Linked DNA regions of Homo sapiens: region 1 is linked to region 2. A link is an interaction called in ENCODE POLR2A ChIA-PET data of the cell type or tissue named here. Cell type or tissue: CD4-positive, alpha-beta T cell. All regions are shown on one strand. Links, peaks and the distances in the headings refer to the core of each region. The heading gives the core; the rest is flanking DNA. Region 1 has its middle 30 kb from the start of GIMAP6. Region 2 holds the start of GIMAP5 (GTPase, IMAP family member 5).

Region 1 (11,310 bases), core at 3,321-5,820, 140 kb after region 2:
AGATGTCTATTAGGTCCACTTGGTGCAGAACTGAGTTCAATTCCTGGATATCCTTGTTAACTTTCTGTCTCATTGATCTGTCTAGTGTTGACAGTGGGGTGTTGAAGTCTCCAATTATTATTGTGTGGGAGTCTAAGTCTCTTTGTAGGTCACTAAGGACTTGCTTTATGATTCTGGGTGCTCCTGTATTGGGTGCATATATATTTAGGATAATTAGCTCTTCTTGTTGAATTGATCCCTTTACCCTTATGTAATGATCTTCTTTGTCACTTTTGATCTGTGTTGGTTTAAAGTCTGTTTTATCAGAGACTAGGATTGCCAATCCTGCCTTTTTTTGTTTTCCATTTGCTTGGTAGATCTTCCTCCATCCCTTTATTTGGAGCCTATGTGTGTCTCTGCATGTGAGATGGGTTTCCTGAATACAGCACACTGATGGGTCTTGACTCTATATCCAATTTGCCAGTCTGTGACTTTCAATTGGAGCATTTAGCCCATTTACATTTAAGGTTAATATTGTTATGTGTGAATTTGATCCTGTCATTGTGATGTTAGCTGGTTATTTTGCACGTTAGTTGATGCAGTTTTTTCCTAGCCTTGATGGTCTTTACAATTTGGCATGTTTTTGCAGTGGCTGGTACTGGTTGTTCCTTTCCATGTTTCGTGCTCCCTTCAGGAGTTCTTTTAGGGCAGGCCTGGTGGTGACAAAATCTCTCAGCATTTGCTTGTCTGTAAAGTATTTTATTTCTCCTTCACTTATGAAGCTTATTTTGGCTGGATATGGAATTCTGGGTTGAAAATTCTTTTCTTTAAGAGTGTTGAATATTGTCCCCCACTCTCTTCTGGCTTGTAGAGTTTCTGCCGAGAGATCAGCTGTTAGTCTGATGAGCTTCCCTTTGTGGGTATCCCGACCTTTCTGTCTGGCTGTCCTTAACATTTTTTCCTTCATTTCAACTTTGATGAATCTGACAATTATGTGTCTTGGAGTTGCTCTTCTCGAGGAGTGTCTTTGTGGCATTCTCTGTATTTCCTGAATTTGAATGTTGGCCTGCCTTGCTGGATTGGGGAAGTTCTCCTGGATATTATCCTGCAGAGTGTTTTCCAACTTGGTTCCATTCTCCCCGTCACTTTCAGGTATACCAATCAGACGTAGATTTGGTCTTTTCACATAGTCCCATACTTCTTGGGGGCTTTGTTCATTTTTTTTAATGCTTTTTTCTCTAAACTTCCCTTCTCACTTCATTTCATTCATTTCATCTTCCATCACCGATACCCTTTCTTCCAATTGATTGAATCAGCTACTGAGGCTTGTGCATTCATCACGTAGTTCTCATGCCTTGGTTTTCAGCTCCAACAGGTCCTTTAAGGACTTCTCTGCATTGGTTATTCTAGTTAGCCATTCACCTAATTTTTTTTCAAGGTTTTTAACTTTTTTGCCATGTGTTGGAACTTCCTCCTTTAGCTCGGTGTAGTTTGATCATCTGAAGTCCTCTTCTCTCAACTTGTCAAAGTCATTCTCCATCCAGCTTTGTTCTGTTGCTGGTGAGGAGCTACGTTCCTATGGAGGAGAAGAGGTGCTCTGATTTTTAGAGTTTCCAGTTTTTCTGCTCTGTTTTTTCCCCATCTTTATGGTTTTATCTACCTTTTGTCTTTGATGATGGTGACGTACAGATGGGTTTTTGGTGTGGATGTCCTTTCTGTTTGTTAGTTTTCCTTCTAACAGTCAGGACCCTCAGCTGCAGGTCTATTGGAGTTTGCTGGAGGTCCACTCCAGACCCTGTTTGCCTGGGTATCAGCAGTGGTGGCTGCAAAACAGCAGATATTGGTGAACCCCAAATGCTGCTTCCTGATCATTCCTCTGGAAGTTTTGTTTCAGAGGAGTACCCGGCCGTGTGAGGCATCAGTTCACCCCTACTGGGGGGTGCCTCCCAGTTGGCCTACTCGGTGGTCAGGGACCCACTTGAGGAGGCTGTCTGCCCATTCTTAGATCTCAAGCTGCATGCTGGGAGAAACACTACTCTCTTCAAAGCTGTCAGACAGGGACATTTAGGTCTGCAGAGGTTACTGCTGCCCTTTGTTTGTCTGTGCCCTGCCCCCAGAGGTGGAGCCTACAGAGGCAGGCAGGACTCCTGGAGCTGTGGTGGGCTCCACACAGTTTGAGCTTCCCAGCTGCCTTGTTTACCTACTCAAGCCTTGGCAATGTCTGGAGCCCCTCCCCCAGCCTCACTGCCGCCTTGCAGTTTGATGTCAGACTGCTGTGCTAGTAATGAACGAGACTCCATGAGCATAGGACCCTCTGAGCCATGCACGGGATATAATCTCCTGGTTTGCCATTTGTTAAGCTCGTTGGAAAAGTGCAGTATTAGGGTGGGAGTGACCCGATTTTCCAGGTGCCGTCTGTCACCCCTTTCTTTGACTAGGAAAGGGAATTCCCTGACCCCTTGCACTTCCCAGGTGAGGCGATGCCTCACCCTGCTTCAGCTCACACAGGGTGCAGTGCACCCACTGTCCTGCACCGACAGTCTGGCACTCCCTAGTGAGATGAACCTGGTGCCTCAGTTGGAAATGCAGAAATCACCCATCTTCTGTGTCACTCACAGTGGGAGCTGTAGACTGGAGCTGTTCCTATTCGGCCATCTTGGCTCCTCCCCCCTCTTGTCATTTTCTTACTCCAATATAGCTTTATTCCCACCATTTTCTAGGTGCTTTTATTAGTAAACATTATATTTCTCTGTTATAGATTCTACAGTATAATTATATACATATTGTTTTGTAAAGTTGCCTTTTAAATCAGTTAATAAAAGGGGAATAAATGTGAAAAAAAAAAACAAGAAAGAAGAGAAAGAAAGAAAGAAGGAATGAAGGAAGGAAGGAAGGAAGGAAGGAAAATTTTCTTATCTTTAAGTGTGACTGTATTCACAGCAATTCCTTCTTTTTCAATCTTAATGTCTTTATCTTACCTTCATTTTGAAATATATTTTCACTGGACATATTATTCTACAAATAGTATCCTACAAACACAAACATGAATGCATTTAAAATGTTTACTTGCTCTTGACTTCATTGCTTCTAATGAGAAGTCAGCCTTCATTTTTATCGTTCTGCACCCATGTATGTGTCTTTCTCTTCCAGTGGCTTTTAAGATATTACCTTTTTCTATCTTTCATTTACAATAGTTTGACTCTTGTCAACCTAGGTGACTCAGGTTATTCTGCCTGAGTTACTGAAATCTTGAATAAGTAGGTTGAAAATTTTTACCAAATATGAGATATTTTCAGTTAATATTTTCTAAAATATTTTTCTGCCCATTTTCTCTCTTTTCCCCTCTGGATCTTCAATTATGTGTGTGTGTATTCATGTGTGTATGTATATGTGTATATGTGTGTGTGTGATATGTGTGTGTTTGTAGTGCTATAACAAAATACCATAGACTGGTTAATTTATAAATAATATAAATCTATTTCTCATAATTCTGTAGGCTAGGAAATCCAAGCTCAAGGCATCAGCAGATTCTGTGCCTGGTAAAGGCTTACTCCTTGCTTCCAAGATGGTGCCTGTTTCCTGGTTTGAGGCAAAGTAACATTAGCAGTGAGAACTAAAATACAATCTAAAAGCTACTGGTGAGTTGGTAATAGGTAGTGCAGATGTCAACAAAACCATAGTTTCCTACTGTCAATAACAAACATGTTTCTATATGGCAAACAAATAAAATGCTATAATGTAAATACTGAAGAGTGATCCTGTTTATAATGAGTTGGGCCTTCTAGGAAAACTCTTGTCAAAGCAGCAATTCTCTACTAGCTGTGTGATTGTAAACTTGACTTTGGAACTGGCTCTTGTAATACAGTCTGCTATAGCCTTCATACATATTACCACTGTATTCATACATATTACTACTGTAGGGGTTTGGAAATCAAGGGGACAAATTGTGGGGTGTTAAAAACCACAAACTTATTTCCAAACCTATGGCTTCAAATTTTACATACTTTGCTTAGTGCCCAGATAAAGAGCTGTACAATGTTTTTTCTGCATCCAGTGAGATGATCATGCAATTTTTGTCCTTCATTCTATTAATATGGTGTAATACATGACTGATACTTGCCTACTGAACCTGTCTTGCAACAACTACTACATGTGCCCCCAGGTTATGTGTTAATAATGTGTGTGAGATTTTCAATTATACTAGCTCTATCCTGCACAAGAATATCATGCCATCAAATGCAGAAATCCTTAGCAAAAAATTCTGGACATAGTATTTCCAATAAAATCAATAACTTATCAAGCAGTTCTAAGTACCCTGTGAGGAGCCAATATTGCAATGACTTTTAGAACTCCAGTTAGAAGAAATGAACAAGTCATTGTTCTTAAGCTGCATGAGGAGGGGCCTCAGAGAATATGAAACTACAAGGGCAAATAATAAGCCATTTCCCAAAACATCCCCTAAGAACAAAGGAAGCATAAGGCCAGTCGCTGCAAAACAGGTAACACACCCCAAAATATCTTCTCTCAGCCAACATGAAGAGATTTTAAGATAGCGGGGAAAACATGAGAACCTAAGAAACTGAAAACAATCAAACAACTGAAATAACAAGCAGCAACTGGCAAACAGCTAGGAAAAAAAAGCAGCTGGGGAAAATTCAAAAAGAGATAGCCCTTCTCCAGGAGCTAGAAGATTTAGAAATGAGTCTTTTAGATATTTAAAGAACATAAATTGAATGCCAGAAATCAGTATAAATGTATTTTTTAAAACTGATGGGGTACTCTAAATATCCTTATGCCCATATTTGATCATTTATAACGTATCCAATATTCTGAATATGTGGGGTTTTAAAATGTTTATTAAATTGACTTTTTCTACCTTTCAATATAATGTGGAAGGGGGTAGGAATAACCTTTTTAATTAGGTATATCTCTTAATGCTATTCCTCCCCCCTTCCCCCAATGTACAACAGTCCCCGGTGTGTGATGTTCCCCTTACTGTGTCCATGTGTTCTCATTGTCCAATTCTCACCGATAAGTGAGAACATGTGGTGTTTGGTTTTTTGTCCTTGCGATAGTTTGCTGAGAATGATGGTTTCCAGCTTCATCCACATCCCTACAAAGGACATGAACTCATCATTTTTTATGGCTGCATAGTATTCCATGGTGTATATGTGCCACATTTTCTTAATCCAGTCTATCGTTGTTGGACATTTTGGTTGTTTCCAAGTCTTTGCTATTGTGAATAGTGCCACAATAAACATACGTGTGCATGTGTCTTTATAGCAGCATGATTTATAATCCTTTAGGTATATACCCAGTAATGGAATGGCTGGGTCAAATGGTATTTCTAGTTCTAGATCCCTGAGGAATCACCACACTGACTTCCACAATGGTTGAACTAGTTTACAGTCCCACGAACAGTGTAAAAGTGCTCCTGTTAGGGGACCATCACACTCTGGGGAGTGTTGTGGGGTGGGGGGAGGGGGAGGGGGGGAGGGATAGTATTGGGAGATATACCTAATGCTAGATGACGAGTTAGTGGGTGCAGCGCACCAGCATGACACATGTATACATATGTAAATAACCTGCACATTGTGCACATGTACCCTAAAACTTAAAGTATAGTGATAATAAATAAAGAAAAAAAAGAAAAAAAAAGTGTTCATATTTCTCCACATCCTCTCCAGCACCTGTTGTTTCCTGACTTTTTAATGATAGCCCTTCTAACTGGTGTGAGATGGTATCTCATTGTGGTTTTGATTTGCATTTCTCTGATGGCCAGTGATGATGAGCATTTTTTCATGTGTTTTTTGGCTGCATAAATGCCTTCTTTTGAGAAGTGTGTGTTCATATCCTTTGCCCACTTTTTGACAGGGTTGTTTGTTTTTTTCTTGTAAATTTGTTTGAGTTCATTGTAGATTCTGGATATTAGCCCTTTGTCTGATGAGTAGGTTGCAAAAATTTTCTCCCATTCCATAGGTTGCCTGTTCACTCTGATGGTGGTTTCTTTTGCTGTGCAGAAGCCCTTTAGTTTAATTAGATCCCATTTGTCAATTTTGGCTGTCATTGCCATTGCTTTTGTGTTTTAGACATGAAGTCCTTGCCCATGCCTATGTCCTGAATGGTATTGCCTAGGTTTTCTTCTAGGGTTTTTATAGTTGTAGGTCTAACATGTAAGTCTTTAATCCATCTTGAATTAATTTTTTATAAGGTGTAAGGAAGGGATCCAGTTTCAGCTTTCTACATATGGCTAGCCAGTATTCCCAGCACCATTTATTAAATAGGGAATCATTTCCCCATTGATTGTTTTTGTCAGGTTTGTCAAAGATCAGATAGTTGTGGATATGCAGCATTATTTCTGAAGGCTCTGTTCTCTTCCATAGGTCTATATCTCCATTTTGGTTCCAGTACCATGCTGTTTTGTTTACTGTAGCCTTGTAGTATAGTTTGAAGTCAGGTAGCATGATGCCCTCAGCTTTGTTCTTTCAGCTTAGGATTGTTTTGGCAATGCGGGCTCTTTTTTGGTTCCATATGAAGTTTAAAGTAGTTTTTTCCAATTCTGTGAAGAAAGTCATTGGTAGCTTGGTGGAGATGGCATTGAATCTATAAATTACCTTGGGCAGTATGGCCATTTTCACTATATTGATTGTTCCTACCCATGAGCATGGAATGTTCTTCCATTTGTTTGTATCCTCTTTTATTTCATTGAGCAGTGGTTTGTTGTTCTCCTTGAAGAGGTCCTTCACATCCCTTGTATGTTGGATTCCTAGGTATTTTATTCTCTTTGAGGCAATTGTGAATGGGAGTTCACTCATGATTTCACCCTCTGTTTGTCTGTTATTGGTGTGTAAGAATACTTGTGATTTTTGCAAATTGATTTTATATCCTGAGAGTTTCCTGAAGTTGCTTATCAGCTTAAGGAGATTTTGGGCTGAGACGATGGGGTTTTCTAGATATACAATCATGTCATCTGCAAGCAGGGACAATTTGACTTCCTCTTTTCCTAACTGAATGTCCTTTATTTCCTTCTTCTGCCTGATTGCCCTGGCCAGAACTTCCAACACTATGTTGAATAGGAGTGGTGAGAGAGGGCATCCCTGTCTTGAGCAAGTTATCAGAGGGAATGCTTCCAGTTTTTGTCCATTCAGTATGATATTGGCTGTGGATTTGTCATAGATAGCTCTTATTATTTTGAGATACGTCCTATCAATACCTAATTTATTGAGAGCTTTTAGCATGAAGAGTTGTTGAATTTTGTCAAAGGCCTTTTCTTTATCTATTGAGATAATCATGTGGCTTTGTCTTTGGTTCTGTTTATATGCTGGATTACGTTTACTGATTTTCATAGGTTGAACCAGCCTTGCATCCCAGTGATGAAACCCACTTGATCATGGTGGAGAAGGTTTTTGATGTGCTGCTGGATTCAGTTTGCCAGTATTTTATTGAGGATTTTTGCATCAATGTTCATCAAGGATATTGGTCTAAAATTCTCTTTTTTTTGTTGTGTCTCTGCCAGGCTTTGGTATCAGGATGATGCTGGCCTCATAAAACGAGTTAGGGAGGATTCCCTCTTTTTCTATTGATTGGAATAGTTTCAGAAGGAATGGTACCAGCTCCTCCTTGTACCTCTGGTAGAATTCCGCTATGAATCCATCTGGTCCTGGACGTTTTTTCGTTGGTTAGTTATTAATTATTGCCTCAATTTCAGAGCCTGTTATTGGTCTATTGAGAGATTCAACTTCTTCCTGGTTTAGTCTTGGGAGGGTGTATGTGTTGAGGAAGTTGTCTATTTCTTCTATATTTTCTAGTTTATTTGCGTAGAGGTATTTATAGTATTCTCTGATGGTAGTTTGTATTTCTGTGGGATCGGTGGTGATATCCCCTTTATCTTTTTTTATTGCATCTATTTGATTCTTGTCTCTTTTCTTCTTTATCAGTCTTGCTAGCGGTCTATCAATTTTGTTGATCTTTTCAAAAAACCAGCCACTGGATTCATTGATTTTTTGAAGGTTTTTTGTGTCTTTATTTCCTTCAGTTCTGCTCTGATCTTAGTTATTTCTTGCCTTCTGCTAGCTTTTGAATGTGTTTGCTCTTGCTTCTCTAGATCTTTTAATTGTGATGTTAGGGTGTCACTTTTAGATCTTTCCTGCTTTCTCTTGTGGGCATTTAGTGCTATAAATTTCCCCCTACACACTGCTATGAATGTGTCCCAGAGATTCTGGTATGTTGTGTCTTTGTTCTCATTGGTTTCAAAGAATATCTTTATTTCTGCCTTGATTTCGTTATGTACCCAGTAGTCATTCAGGAGCAGGTTGTTCAGTTTCCATGTATTTGAGCAGTTTTGAGTGAGTTTCTTAATCCTGAGTTCTAGTTTGATTGCACTGTGGTCTGAGAGACAGTTTGTTATAATTTCTGTTCTTTTACATTTGCTGAGGAGTGCTTTACTTCCAATTATGTGGTCAATTTTGGAATAGGTGTGGTGTGGTGCTGAAAAAAATGTATATTCTGTTGATTTGGGGTGATTTCTGTAGATGTCTATTAGGTTCTCTTGGTGCAGAGCTGAGTTCAATTTGTGGATATCCTTGTTAACTTTCTGTCTCGTTGATCTGTCTAATGTTGACAGTGGGGTGTTGAAGTCTCCCATTATTAATGTGTGGGAGTCTAAGTCTCTTTGTAGGTCACTAAGGACTTGCTTTATGAATCTGGGTGCTCCTGTATTGGGTGCATATATATTTAGGATAATTAGTTCTTCTTGTTGAATTGATCCCTTTACCATTATGTAATGGCTTTCTTTGATTCTTTTGATCTTTGTTGGTTTAAAGCCTGTTTTATCAGATACTAGGATTGCAAACCCTGCCTGTTTTTGTTTTGCATTTGCTTGGTAGATCTTCCTCCATCCCTTTATTTGCAGCCTATGTGTGTCTCTGCACGTGAGATGGGTTTCCTGAATACAGCACACTGATGGGTCTTGACTCTATATCCAATTTGCCAGTCTGTGACTTTTAATTGGAGCATTTAGCCCATTTACATTTAAGGTTAATATTATTACGTGTGAATTTGATCCTATCATTATGATGTTAGCTGATTATTTTGCTTGTTACTTGATGCAGTTTCTTCCTAGCCTTGATGGTCTTTACAGTTTGGCACGTTTTTGCAGTGGTTGGTACTGGTTGTTCATTTCCATGTTAGTGCTTCCTTCAGGAGTTCTTTTAGGGCAGGCCTGGTGTTGACAAAATCTCTCAGCATTTGCTTGTCTGTATTTTATTTCTCCTTCACTTTTGAAGCTTATTTTGGCTGGATATGGAATTCTGGGTTGAAAATTCTTTTCTTTAAGAATGTTGAATATTGTCCCCCACTCTCTTCTGGCTTGTAGAGTTTCTGCCGAAAGATCAGCTGTTAGTCTGATGGGCTTCCCTTTGTGGGTAACCCGACCTTTCTGTCTGGCTGTCCTTAACATTTTTTCCTTCATTTCAACTTTGATGAATCTGACAATTATGTGTCTTGGAGTTGCTCTTCTCGAGGAATATCTTTGTGGCGTTCTCTGTATTTCCTGAATCTGAGTATTGGCCTGCCTTGCTAGTTTGGGGAAGTTCTCCTGCATAATATCCTGTGGAGTGTTTTCCAACTTGGTTCCATTCTCCCCATCACTTTCAGGTACACCAATCAGACGTAGATTTGGTCTTTTCACATAGTCCCATAATTCTTGGAGGCTTTGTTCATTTCTTTTTATGCTTTTTTCTCTAAACTTCTGTTCTCACTTCATTTCATTCATTTCATCTTCCATCACTGATACCCTTTCTTTCAGTTGATTGAAACGGCTGCTGAGGCTTGTGCATTCATCATGTAGTTCTGGTGCCTTGGTTTGCAGCTCCATCAGGTCTTTTAAGGACTTCTCTGCATTGGTTATTCTAGTTAGCCATGTGTCTAATTTTTTTCAAGGTTTTTAGCTTCTTTCCCGTGGGTTCAAACTTCCTCCTTTAGCTTGGAGTAGTTTTATCATCTGAAGCCTTCTCTCAACTCATCAAAGTCATTCTCCATCCAGCTTTGTTCCATTGCTGGTGAGGAGCTGTGTTTCTTTGGAGGAGGAGAGGTGCTCTGATTTTTAGAGTTTCCAGTTTTTCTGTTCTGCTTTTTCCCCATCTTTATGGTTTTATCTACCTTTTATCTTTGATGATGGTGACATACAGATGGGTTTTTGGTGCGGATGTCCTTTCTGTTTGTTAGTTTTCCTTCTAACAGTCAGGACCCTCAGCTGCAGGTCTATTGGAGTTTGCTGGAGGTCCACACCAGACCTTGTTTTCCTGGGTATCAGCAGTGGTGGCTGCAAAACAGCAGATATTGGTGACCCGCAAATGCTGCTGCCTGATCGTTCCTCTGGAAGTTTTGTCTCAGAGGAGTACCCGGCCATGTGAGTTATCAGTCCACCTCTACTGGGGGGTGCCTCCCAGTTAGGCTACTCATGGTCAGGGACCCACTTGAGGAGGCAATCTGTCCGTTCTCAGATCTCAAGCTGCATGCTGGGAGAACCACTACTCTCTTCAAAGCTGTCAGACACTGACATTTAAGTCTGCAGACTTTACTGCCGCCTTTTGTTTTTCTTTGCCCTGCCCCCAGAGGTGGAGCCTACAGAGGCAGGCAGGCCTCCCTGAGCTGTGGTGGGCTCCACCCAGTTCGAGCTTCCCAGCTGCTTTGTTTACCTACTCAAGCCTTGGCAATGGCAGGCTCCCCTCCCCAAGCCTCGCTGCCGCCTTGCAGTTTGATCTCAGACTGCTGTCTAGCAATGAGAGAGACTCCGTGGGCATAGGATCCTCTGAGCCGGGCATAGGATCCTCTGAGCCATGCATGGGATATAATCTCCTGGTGTGCCGTTTTTTAAGCCTGTTGTAAAAGTGCAGTATTAGGTTGGGAGTGACCCGATTTTCCAGGTTCCGTCTGTCACCACTTTCTTTGACTAGAAAGGGGAATTCCCTCACCCCTTGCACTTCCCTGGTGAGGCAATGCCTCACCCTGCTTTGGCTCACACATGGTGCACTGCATCCACTGTCCAGCATTCCTCAGTGAGATAAACCCGGTACCTCAGTTGGAAATTCAGAAATCACCCGTTTTCTGCATCGCTCACACTGGGAGCTGTAGACTGGAAGTGTTCCTATTTGGCCATCTTAGCTCCTCCCCCCTCTTGTCATTTTCTTACTCCAATATAGCTTTATTGCCATCACCTTCTCTGTACTTTTATTAGTAAACATTATATTTCTCTGTTATAGATTCTACAATACAATTATATGCATATTGTTTTATAAAGTTACCTTTTAAATCAGTTAACAAAAGGGGAAT
Region 2 (11,310 bases), core at 3,477-5,976:
CCTGGATGCCCAGCTGCTCCAGAGAGGCAGGGCTGGGGCCTGCCAAGAAGACTACAGGCAGTACCTGGCCAAGGTGGAACAGTAGGTGGAGAAGCAGAGGTGAGAGCTGAGGGAGGATGAGAGTAACTGGCCATGCAAGGTGCTCCTCAGCGTCAAACACTAGATGCTTTCTTAGGTTGTCATGTCTGCCTTTTTATTACATGTGGTTTGATTGTTCTTACCATTTTAATGAACTTTTGTATCACTTGTGGACACTGAGCATTTTAGGTGATTTCTACAGCCTGCCTTTTTTCTTTCCCAGAGTTGCCATCTCTGTTTATGTGTGTACAGCACTTTGCTTGCTTTTTACAGAATTTCACTCCCAATTTATCTTCCTTGCATCAGACATATCATCAATTTTCCATCCAGTGCTTTTAGATAAATAAAATATTGGCTGGGTGTGGTGGCTCACTCCTGTAATCCTAGCACTTTGGGAGGCCAAAGTGGGTGGATCACTTGAGGTCAGGAGTTCAAGACCAACCTGGCCAACATGGTGAAACCCTGTCTCTACTAAAAATACAAAAATTAGCTGGAAAATCAGTTGAACCATGAGGTGGAGTTTGTAGTGAGCCGAGATCGAGCCACTGCACTCCAGCCTGGGCAACAGAGATTCTGTCTCAAAAAAAAAAAAAAAAAAAGAAAAAGAAAAAAAAAGAAAAAAAGAACGAAAAACGAGTTCTTTTTTATTTTTTTTTTAAGTTGTGAGTGTAAATCATAAACTGGCTGGGTACAGCTATGGAATATTTGGGGGCTTGCAGGAAGAAAGGTGCTTGGCTACGATGCTCTGAGAATGTCTCACCCTGGGCCCTGCTTTCTGCATTCCTGATGTCCAGGGGAGAAATGTGCTATGTGAAAAGCTGCTGGCAGAATTCCTTACTTTATTCATAGATATGCTCAGATTTATTTGCAGGCTGAAAAGGTGATGCCCTGCCCCCACCTCAGAGAGCAAGGATGGTGAGATCCATCTGCTGAACCAAGCAGGGGACCCTGTAGGTATGGAGAAGGCTGGAGGAGAAGGGGCTGGACTTGAAGGAAAGAGAGCAAGGGGTTGCCGTGGCCGGCTGGGGCCTGCCTTGGGGAAAGCAAGGAGAGCAGCTGGGAAATGCAGGACCTGGGATGTCCTGGAGTAGGAGTTTTAAGACCAGAGAGCAGAAAACCTGGGCTCAGCAGACTATATGGTAGATGTCCCAGCTACTTATCTCACCTTTGCCGCATAGACAAAGGCCACTATGGATAAGATTGTAAGTGGTGTGCAAGGCTGTGTCCCCTAGAACTTCATGAGCACTGAATTCTGAATTTCATGCAGTTTTCATGTGTGAAGATGAAATGTTATTTTTCTTCTGATTTTTTCAACCATTTGGAAATGTAAACACCCTTCTTAGCTCACAGCTGTACAAAACAGGTGGTGGGCCAGATTTGGGCCGAGGGCTGTCATTTGTTTCACTGATTTCCCATTGTTGGCTGGGCTGAACTGCAATGCGATATCTCTAACCCGAAACTCAGTACCATCCAGGACAGTGACGTGTGATGTCCATGGGAATTTGAGGAAAGGGTGGTGTTCCCCATCTCAAGCAGCAAAGAGAAGAAGGCAGACATGGGGCTCAAGTATGGGCAGATCGGGAATTCAGTGGAAACAGGTAATCAGATGAAGAGGAAGTCCCTGGGTCCCTCCACCACACCTTCTTCTTTGTGTTCGGTAAGGGAGACCTGCAGCCATCCCGGACAGGCCATGGCTGGATGGGCAAGTGACTACTCTGGGGTGAGTCTGAGGTGCTCAGCTGTGATGCCCCTTAGCAGCATCCTCCAGCACTGCTGCTGGCAATGAAGCTCCACGTCTGGCTCCATGGCACTGACTCCTGCATCGTCTGGCACAGAACTGATTCCAAACATGTGCAGGGAGTATGTTGTGTGCCAGCTCCCCAAACCCTGGGAACCCTGAGTTCTCAGACTGAGGACCACCTCCTCAATTCATTGTTCCCAAACTGCTCCAACTGAGCTTGACTTACTTAATTCAGTCCAGCTTCACAGACATTTATGATGTGAGTACTGAGGGTCAGGGTCAATGCCTGGCACCAGGAGTGTAAGATAAAAAATAACAGGCTTCTGCTCCCCAGGAGGGGTAGTGGGGTGGAGGGATGAAAGCACATAAAAGTGGGGCTGTAGGAGAAGGTTTCTTTTGGAAGCAATGTCAGCAAGAAGGAGACCACGGCAGGCTCTGCAGCAGCTTCCTAGACAGGGTGATGCTAAGCTGACTGGGAACATCCTTGCCTCTTGGGGAAGTCACTGGAGGCTGAGGGACACGTGATTAAGGAAGGGGATGGGAGTCAGCACATGGGAGGAGGGGTGCACAGGGGACTGGGGCTGGGTGGGGAGGGGGGGTCTGGGCCTCATTCTTAGGATTCAAGGGTGCCTTCTGGAATCCTCCCTGGAGGCTTCTGAGCAGGTTGGTGTGTCTTGGGAAAATCAGGTGGCAGCTGGGTTGTATAAGTATAAGCCTGGGGACAGGGATAACATTCGGAGGAAATCAGCACCTGCACTCCAGCAATAGCAGTGGGGATGGACAGGACAGATTCGGGAGAGGTGAGGAGGTGTCCTGCGGTGTGGTCTCTGATGGCAACATCGGGAGGGAACTCACCTCTGTCCTGGATGACTCTTTGAAATGTGGTTCCCTTCACTGCAGCAGCCCTGCAGAGGAGGAGTGGGCTGAGCCAAGGGAGACAAAGACTGCATATAAGTGTGGTGACCTTGAAGCCTCTGGAAACTGGTCCAGTAGATGTTGTCTGGGCTCTCCCTCCCTCCAGGGAGGCACTCTTGATTGACATAGCCATGATCTTAAGAAAGCATTACAGAGCGGCGCTGCCAGAGTAGCTTCCTTCCAGTGTGGGGATGGTCCATTCCTGGGTCGCCCAGTCCACACTCCCTCTACTAACAAGGAATCGCTTTCATGGTGAGCAGGATTGCCTGGTACCCAGTCAACAACCTGTCCCCCACCCCCACCCTGTGGACATTGACTTCCAAAGAAATAGAGCTGGAGAGTTGATCCAAGGACATTTTACAGTGGAGAAGGAGAAAGAGTTTGCTTAACCTTTCTCATGTGTGAACATTTGCCAAAGTGATTCCTTGCAGAGCATTGAAATGTGAGCTGTGTTTCTTTTGGGCCCCTGGCCAAACTGAGAAGAAAGCACAGAGAAAGCCCTGCGTACAGGGCACCCCATTTCCTTGACCCTCTCCCACTCCCATTCGTCAATGCAATCCATCCATCTGAAAGTGTTTTGCTTTACTCAGAGTTCAGGGAATGTCCACTATGTGGCAGGCACTTCAGTAGGAGCAGGAGGTTCTTCCTAATTTTAGGAACAAGAAAAGCCAACCCTGTTCCTTTATTCTAGATGCCACTTGCTCAAAGGAAGCATGTGGACTGGGAAGTTCCAACAGATTTAAAGGATAAAAAGGAATGTGGAGAAATTTTTATTACTTTGAATGTTTTAGAATGCAGGTAGAAGAGACCCGGAGCTCAAATAGCTTAAATAAGTAGGAAATCTATTGGCTAATACAACTGGAAATGCGGAGATAGGGCAGGCTGCAGGGCTGGTGGCTCAGGGCTCAGGGGGCCCCAACTCTCTGTGCTGCTCTGAGGCACTGCCTTCAATCTCAGGTTGGCAGCACAAAGCTGCTGAGAGTCCCAGTGTCACGCCCAGACCCCACAATGCCAGGGAGGAAGACAGGTTCTATCTAAGGAGAGATCTTCCATCCCCACCTCTGCGGACTTTTACTCACTTCTCAGGGACCTGCATGGGATCTCAGGCCCATTCCTGAAGCAGTTGTTGGCAGACAGAGTGGAATAGTGTTTACAGCAGGCAGGCAGCCTTGGAGTGGAGGCACACAGCTCCAAGTCTATCAGGAAGAAGGGGAAATGGGAGCTGCACAGACAGCAAGCAGCATGCTCCATAGACCACGAGGATCTGAGTCTGAATTGGTGATTATTAGAACAATGACTCCATGGGGTGATACATTAGAAGTGCTCCAGGGTCCAGAGATTTAAATGTAATGAAAGATGAACAGAAAAATAATGAAAAAAAGTATGCTGCACAACAATAGAAAAACAAAAATCTCATAATGCAAAAGCATCAAGTGTTTGACTCTGAGGAGCGCCTTGTATGCCCAGTTACTCTCGTTCTCCCTCAGCTCTTGCTTGTGCTTCTCCACCTGCCATTCCACTTTGGCCTGGTACTGCCTGTAGTCTTCCTGGCAGGCCCCAGCTCCAGTTCTTTGGAGCAGCTGGGCATCCAAGAAGAGGTCATTGCTGTGGAAGGAGCCCTCTCGCTCCCTCCCCAGCCTCTCAATCACAGCCAGGAGCTCTGCCTGCTGCTGCCTCTGCTCCTCCACAGAGCCCCAGTTGTTGAAGGCACAGTACCTTCTCTCACACTCCCGCACCAGGTCTTTCAGGCTGCAGTTGTCCGTGTTTGCTACATAGTCATCCAGGGCCTGGCCCCCTAAGTCCTCTTTGTGGGTGAAGAGGATGACCACATGTCTCATGGCCCCTGTCCCAAAGACCTCTTTCACCTTCCTGATGGCCACTGTGTCCTGAGCAGTGAAACGCCCCAGCTGGATCACCAGAAGCAGGACGTGGGGCCCCGGGGCAGAGAGCAGGTAGCAGTCCCCGATGTTCTTGTACAGCTCTTGGGTATCGGCCTGTGACTCAAAGATGGAGGGCGTGTCAACCACCAGGACTTTCCTCCCGTTCCATGTTCCTGTTTTCACCTGGCACGTCCTGGTCACTGACTGGGCCCTCAGCTTGGACTCAAACACGGGCTGGCCAAGGATGCTGTTCCCTGTGGCACTTTTCCCGCAGCCTGTTTTGCCCACTAGGATAATCCTCAATGCCGGTGGTGTTGCAGACAAGTTATCTTCTGATCTACCTGTAGAAAACGAAGTTTTGTATCTTACTAAGTTAATGATTCTTAAGACTGTTAGGTCATTGTTCATGGTTATCTCATGAAAGCTATGAACGTCCTCCCCAGAATGACAGACATATTTATGTGTACATAAAAGTGTGCATACAACTATAGGTGAATCTTGCATGTAGAAAGCCCCATTGGAAGCCCATGCTTGGATCCACAGCCAGGAATTAGAACTGTTGCATTAAGGGGATGCTTTAAGCACTTCATCTGGATTGTGGCAAATAGAGCTTTCCTGAAAGAAAATGGTCCTTGTGTTTTCCCCTGCGTGGTGTTTAGGCCAGCTCCATGGAGAATTATTAGAAAGAGGCAGGGGATTAGTAGTTACAAGTGAGAAAATCCAATTACTTCTCTTTCACCCACACATTTCCAGGCACACTTGTATAGACACACTCCACACATTCATCCAAGTCTTGAGGGTCAAGGAGGTCTCCACTGGCAAATCTATAGTGACCCACTGCCGGGGGTCAGCTGCCTGTCCCTGGGTCTGTGCCCTCTGGATAGGGAGTGAAATGTTTGAAATTGAGATGACATAGGTTGTAGTTAATGTTAGGGCAGCGTCTGGGAGATGACCCTAGGGTGGATGGCTCAAAAAGGTGGAAGATAAGCTCAATAGAAGCATGTGTGTTGAAAAGCTCATCTATGTGGCTGATTGAAGCACACAAAATTATAGCAGAAGTGGTGTTGGAGAGGGTGACACTGTGGCAGGAGCGAAAATCTTCAGGCACGAAGAGGGGAGAACCTGTGGATTTCTAGAGCCCAAATGAATTCGAAGTGCATTTTAGGCTCTTAAAAATCTATTATTTTATTTCTCCCACTCTGGGTTGGTTCTTCGTTTTCTTAAGTTATTCTGTGGTGTTTTGTAGCAAGCACAATGACTAAATCCCTATGGGGACCTTTTCTTTTTGAGCTGTCAGCAGACAAAGAAAGAGAAAACATATTCACCATTTGCTTCCAGACCCTTCAACCTATGACTTGGTTTCCTTTCCACATTTCCCACATACCTGATGCAGGGAGAGCATCACACTATGGTGTGTGTGTGTGTCTGTGTGTGTGTGTGATGGTTTGATAACACACACGTGATGATAGTTGCCTTTATCTTCTTCATTTAAAATGAATGGGTTTCTGCCACTGTGTTTTAGATGGGGGTAGATGGGGAGAGAATTGTGATTCTCCCAAGTGTCTGGGGCTCTTGAGAACTTCAAGACTTTCTTACCTTCAGCCATAGTTCCATATTTGCCCCTCTGGAATCCTCCCATTCTCTCCTGGAATAAAAACAGGAAAAGGATAAAAAGCAGATGTACGTTTGGGAGCTGGTAGAGCCTGAGGGCACCTCAATTCAGACATCTAAGAATAATCATTCTCAAATGAGCCATTTCCATCCCTAATTTTCTAACTCATACTTTACTTTGAAACATCTGTAAATAACTTTAAACAAAGCAGGTGATGTTAGATGTTAGGTTATGCTAAAATAGTGCACGATTACTTCCCTCCCCTCAACTTACAGAAAATCAGGAAATATTTTGAAGCAAATCAGTTGATTATCTCCCCCAACCAGAAAGGCATGAAATGGAGAAAGCATTCTTCTATGGAACAAAGAGTAGGCATTAAAAAAATTGAAATTAAAGTAACAAACTTACCAGAATAGAGAAAAAAAAATTGCCTTGCTGTAAATAAGATTGGTTTATTTGAAGTAGTGGAAACTTCCAGTCCCAGAAAGTCTTTGTGTCAAATGGACATTCCAGCGGCGGAGAGGAAATTACAAGGTACTGTCCAGTGGGAGGATGGAAGTGGGGATCAGGGACACGAAGAACTGACGTGAGAGGAAATGGTATAGGGGGACCGGTATGACCGCTTTCCCACCCTGACGGTTGGTGGAGAGGAGGTAGTGAGGTGATTGAAGAGAAAGAATCAACTTCAGGCCGAATTCAAGAACAACTCATTGCCTGCTCCGGGTTTCCAGCATTGTGCAACAGTATTGGGGATGTACATTTTCCACGTGACTGGTTATTGCCAAATATGACTCCCAGGGAGTTGAGTTAACTCCTATTTGCACCACCCATTTATAAGAAGTCCCCAAATCTTCACAGGCACTTAGTAATATTACACTTTTAATTTCCTGTCATCCTTATGGGCATAAATAAGGATGTCTTAATTGGCTTAAACTTACATTTTACTGATTATCATTAAATTAAAAACAGTTTTCATGGTTTATTTGCTATTTTGGTAATTTATAAACTTCAATTTTTAATAACTTCTGTGATTTCTATCTTTTCCACATTTTTCTATTCATTCAGTGGATTTTCTTGGCCTTCTTTAGGTCAAGAAATCTATTTTTATATTATCAGAATGTATTAAGACAGCTTCCTGCCTCCCTCCCTTTCCCTTCTTTCTTTTCTTCCTCCTTTCCTCTTTACCCTCCCCTCTCTCCTTTCTTTCTTTTTCTTAAGCCCAGAGAAGAACATTTTCCTCTCTCCCACACCCTGTTCTCGTCTCTGGTAAATTATGCTTCTGGCTTTTGCTAAAATAGCACCAGTTCCCTGACATCCTCTCTACTTTAGATGACGTTTTCTGAGGTTTGGAATCAACATAATGATGTGGTAAGGGTCAAGATGACAGTGGTAATGATATTGATTATGAACATCATAATTGTAATAAGCCTCTGTGAATACATTTATAATTTTCAAAGTTATTTCATCCTTCTTATTTTAATTGCTCTCTCAAATTCCCTGTGATGTGATCAAAACTGATCTTAAAATTTCTATTAAAATGCAAGGAAACTGAGCATTAAATGACCTGCCAAAGGTCACATATTTACAATGGAGCTAGCATCAGGAAATGGCTCCTTTTGCTGTGTATTGTCCTTGATTCCACAGGTGGAAAAAGAGACTTTTCCAAAAAAGTCAACAAACCTCTTGGAACATGTGTACAATGCTGCCACTCCCTGGTCAGGAGACAAATTAATTGGACAGCTAGAAGCCTACCCTAAAACCAACACACAGAATTTTATTGCAAAATCTTGAGTGCATTTCTTATAAAAGGTTATTCAAAAATAAAATTGCTGGTGGCAGGAGTTTCTCTGAATTGAGGTCTTTTCTTTTAAAACAGCCAATTGCCTGTCACAAAAGCCAGTCAAACTATGTTATGTTAGCCAATGACCAGCAACAATAGCTCTCCCAATCCAAGCTTTCTGAGTGGATCAGGCTGCATTGAGGAATACATTTTTTGGCAGATATTCACAAATAACAAAGTGTTCACAGGTGAGTCAGAAAGGATACTGATGGCAATGCTAAAATGAGTCATGGAGAAGATTATAAAAGAACTGAATAGAGCGTGGTGGACACACCGTAGGCTTGAAGGAATGTGATACGTGTTGGTCTACAGGGCAGACAAAAGTGGAGGAATTGAGAATGAAGACAGGCGTCTTCTCCAAAGGAAAAATTTTACTAATCGTCCCACAAAAGAGACCAAAGTTCATGAGAGATTGGAAGGCAGTGTGCAAGCAAGACAGTAGCAGCCTCTGGCAAGCTGGTGGGAGGGTCTGGCTCAGGGAAAAGGGTGAAGCAAATGAACAAAATGCACATTCCGATTTGAAAATTGCATGAACCTGATTTTACCATGAGAAGAGCTTATTTTAGCAAATTACAAGAAAGCAGCCTCTTCCATACTATTTTAGAAAAGATCAAACCACTTCTTGTCTTCCTTGTTCATAAGTATCTCCTTCACCCATCTGCCCCAGCCCATGTATTTCCAGGTATTGGAATCATGTGTTTTGCGGTTTGGTGTGCGTCCGGCAGGGTGTCATAGGAAAAATGTGGGGCATCTGGGGGAGCATGGGGTAGTTTTCAGAAGTTGAAAGTCACAAGACAAGGTCCACTCAGGGGTCTTGTTTGGAACATGAGGCTCCTGGGGTGGGAAAATATCCCACATTTGCCCTGGGGAGCCCTAAGAATCCATCCTCAGCTCCCAGGCTTGTCTGAGACATGGTACGTGTCTGGCTGGTCTGGGACAGGAGAAATTAGGAGGGTAAAATTGAGAAGAATGCCCCGGCATGCTAGGGGAGATGGGGGAAAGCCTATCACCCTCTGGGAGCTTCAGTTCTCCCATCTGTCCCACTGATGAGAGGATCAGTTCAGCCTTACTCCCTGAGAGTTTCATGGAGATCGACTTGGCTAAGTAATGGGCAATGGGGCAGCAAAGCCCGCTGTCCTGGGACTGGGCTGTGAGTGCAGGCACAGATTCTTCAGGCTGTGCTCCACCAGCTGTGCACCTGCTGATGCCCGCAACACTCATCACCATTGCCCCGTTTTACTGACCAGCGAACCCAGAAGTGAGGGGATCTGTGCAAGGTCATGTCAGAAATGAACAGCTGTGACCAAACTGTGATCCTTTCAATTCCCAAAGTCTCTGTGAGCATAAACCCAGTTCTCCTTACCAGAAACGGTTGTTGTGCCCTGTCCTCCAGGGTGGCAGTCACTGAGGCTCTGGCCGCTGGTCCTCTCTCAGGAAGGTGAAGTGGCAGCAGAGAGAGTCCTGCTCTGCGTCTGTGTGCGGGGATGCTGTTCACAGGGCTGAGGGAGGTTGAGCAGACGCAGTTAAGGAGGAGCCATGTGCTGGGGCTGAAAGCTCCATGACTCAGCTGCACAAAAAGAAAAGTAGAGATTATGGAGTGTGTCCCCCACACCTCTGCGGACTAGGACACCCTGGTGTTGGCTGGAAACTGATTGGGAACAAGACCCTGAAAACCAGCCGAATGCAGCGATGTGCTGCTTCCTTAACGGGTCACTTCCTGTCATGAGCCTGCCCTGGGACAGTGTGCCCCATCCCATTTCCTTTTTTTTTTTTTTTTGACTGTTTCAAGCAAGCAGTATTTGGAAGAAGGAGATATGAAGGGAATTACAGACTCTCCCACTTCCAAGTTCAGAAAAGGTCCCTAGTGACTGGAAAGTTCTGGGCAGCAGCTGCTGCCCTCAGCACCCATCACCGGGGCACCTTCTCCTCCCAGCACTCTTGGGCCCCTTCTCACAGGCTCTGCTTCTGGAAAGTTTCTGCTAACCAGGATCAGAAAGGCACTCTGGTCCAAAGAGGACCAGAACAAGCCCTTGCAGGGTTTGACTCTGGGCTCGTGACTGACCCTGGTAAGCTGTCTGGCACGTGATGGAGCCCACCCTGTGGGGACATTGTGGAGTCTACGTGTCAGTTTATCTGGTAAGGGTTGAAAGCAGGGTGATAGAACCTCTATTTTTGAATTGATTGCCATTTAAGGCTAGAGCAGTGGACATAAACCTGATTGCCATTTAAGGTTAGGGCAGTGGACATAAACCTGATTGCCATTTAAGGTTAGGGCAGTGGACATAAGGCAATTATGCGATGGAGAACACAGTGGGACTTAGGCGGAGGGCCGTCATGGCCCAGAGAATCCCCATATCCTTTTCTGTTGACATTTGAAGTGGGGCTTACAGTCATATGGTAACAATTGTCTAAGACTTGATGGGAAAACAATTTTAAACAATCTCCTGCTAGCCCAGAAAACCTCTCCACAGAGGCAGAAGAGAAAGAAAACAATTTTATTATTGAATGTCCATTGAACCAGAATGTGATCTGGATCCCAGACAATCCAGGAAGAGATTGCAAAGACGGAGAGGGATGCCACCTGGTTATACAGCCAGGCAGGTGCCACCTATTACACACGTGTTCTCAAGTTAAACCATAACTAATCCTCAAGTAAGAGGACTTGACAGCACCCTTTGACATGCATAGTTCATCCTAAATTCACTCAGTAATCATCTGTGTTGGCTAATTGTCTTTCCAGAGGAAAAGTAAACTTCTCACATCCTCTATGGCAAGAGGAAGATTTGCAACTCAGAAAGGTGCTGGCAGATGTCAGGCTCCTACCTAAGTTAGGCTCCTAAATTAGGCCCCTATTTTCACACAGAGACTGGGAGGTGGGGACGCTACCTTCCTTGATGTTTGCATTTCAAAGGGATGGCTTCCAGATGCTCTACAGACAGCCCTGGGCTGTCAAACAGCTTTTAAAAAGATTTGCATTACAAAGGGTAGAGAAAGATTTCACACTTACAAGGTTTCTAAAGAAAATGCTCTAAGAAGGGAGGGGTAATTCTTTTCCACTTTGTTTTTTCCCCAGAAAAGAGAATTAATGTTTTCTCCTTATTTTTGATTTTTATTCGCCCTTACATTTTTAAATTCTTCAAGGACTTTCAACCTAGTCAGCACTCATAATTTATGTGAATTGAGCAGAGCAGGGCAGAAAGTGGGCTGTAATCTGACCAGGATTTCACCCTTGCTAGATAGGGAC

Evidence for each region. Peaks named below come from ENCODE experiments on the same cell type or tissue, not always from the same donor. Only the 100,000 strongest peaks of a DNase experiment are listed, where the experiment ranks them.
Region 1: POLR2A ChIA-PET joins it to region 2 with 7 read pairs; 7 of 35 experiments call an interaction of 5 or more read pairs at or near these places.

What each region holds. Positions count from the first base shown.
Region 1 is chr7:150,596,937-150,608,246 of GRCh38, reverse strand. It overlaps the pseudogene EIF2AP2. Among named protein-coding and RNA genes, the nearest start is that of GIMAP6, 30 kb to the left of the region's middle. In CD4-positive, alpha-beta T cell, for the core only: no CTCF peak of the experiment used is centred there; a DNase peak (open chromatin) is centred at 4,446; H3K27ac peaks cover 345 bases.
Region 2 is chr7:150,735,828-150,747,137 of GRCh38, reverse strand. GIMAP1-GIMAP5 (GIMAP1-GIMAP5 readthrough) reads right to left here. Exons shown (of 5, transcript NM_001303630.2): 3 at 9,430-9,633; 4 at 6,211-6,259; 5 at 3,492-4,955. The coding sequence ends at 4,075. It overlaps GIMAP5 (GTPase, IMAP family member 5), which reads right to left and starts at 9,720. Exons shown (of 3, transcript NM_018384.5): 1 at 9,430-9,720; 2 at 6,211-6,259; 3 at 3,492-4,955. The coding sequence starts at 6,253. The coding sequence ends at 4,075. It also overlaps the pseudogene GIMAP3P. RefSeq lists enhancers at 9,644-9,723, 10,599-11,310. In CD4-positive, alpha-beta T cell, for the core only: no CTCF peak of the experiment used is centred there; DNase peaks (open chromatin) are centred at 4,397 and 4,697; H3K4me3 peaks cover 2,500 bases; H3K27ac peaks cover 2,500 bases.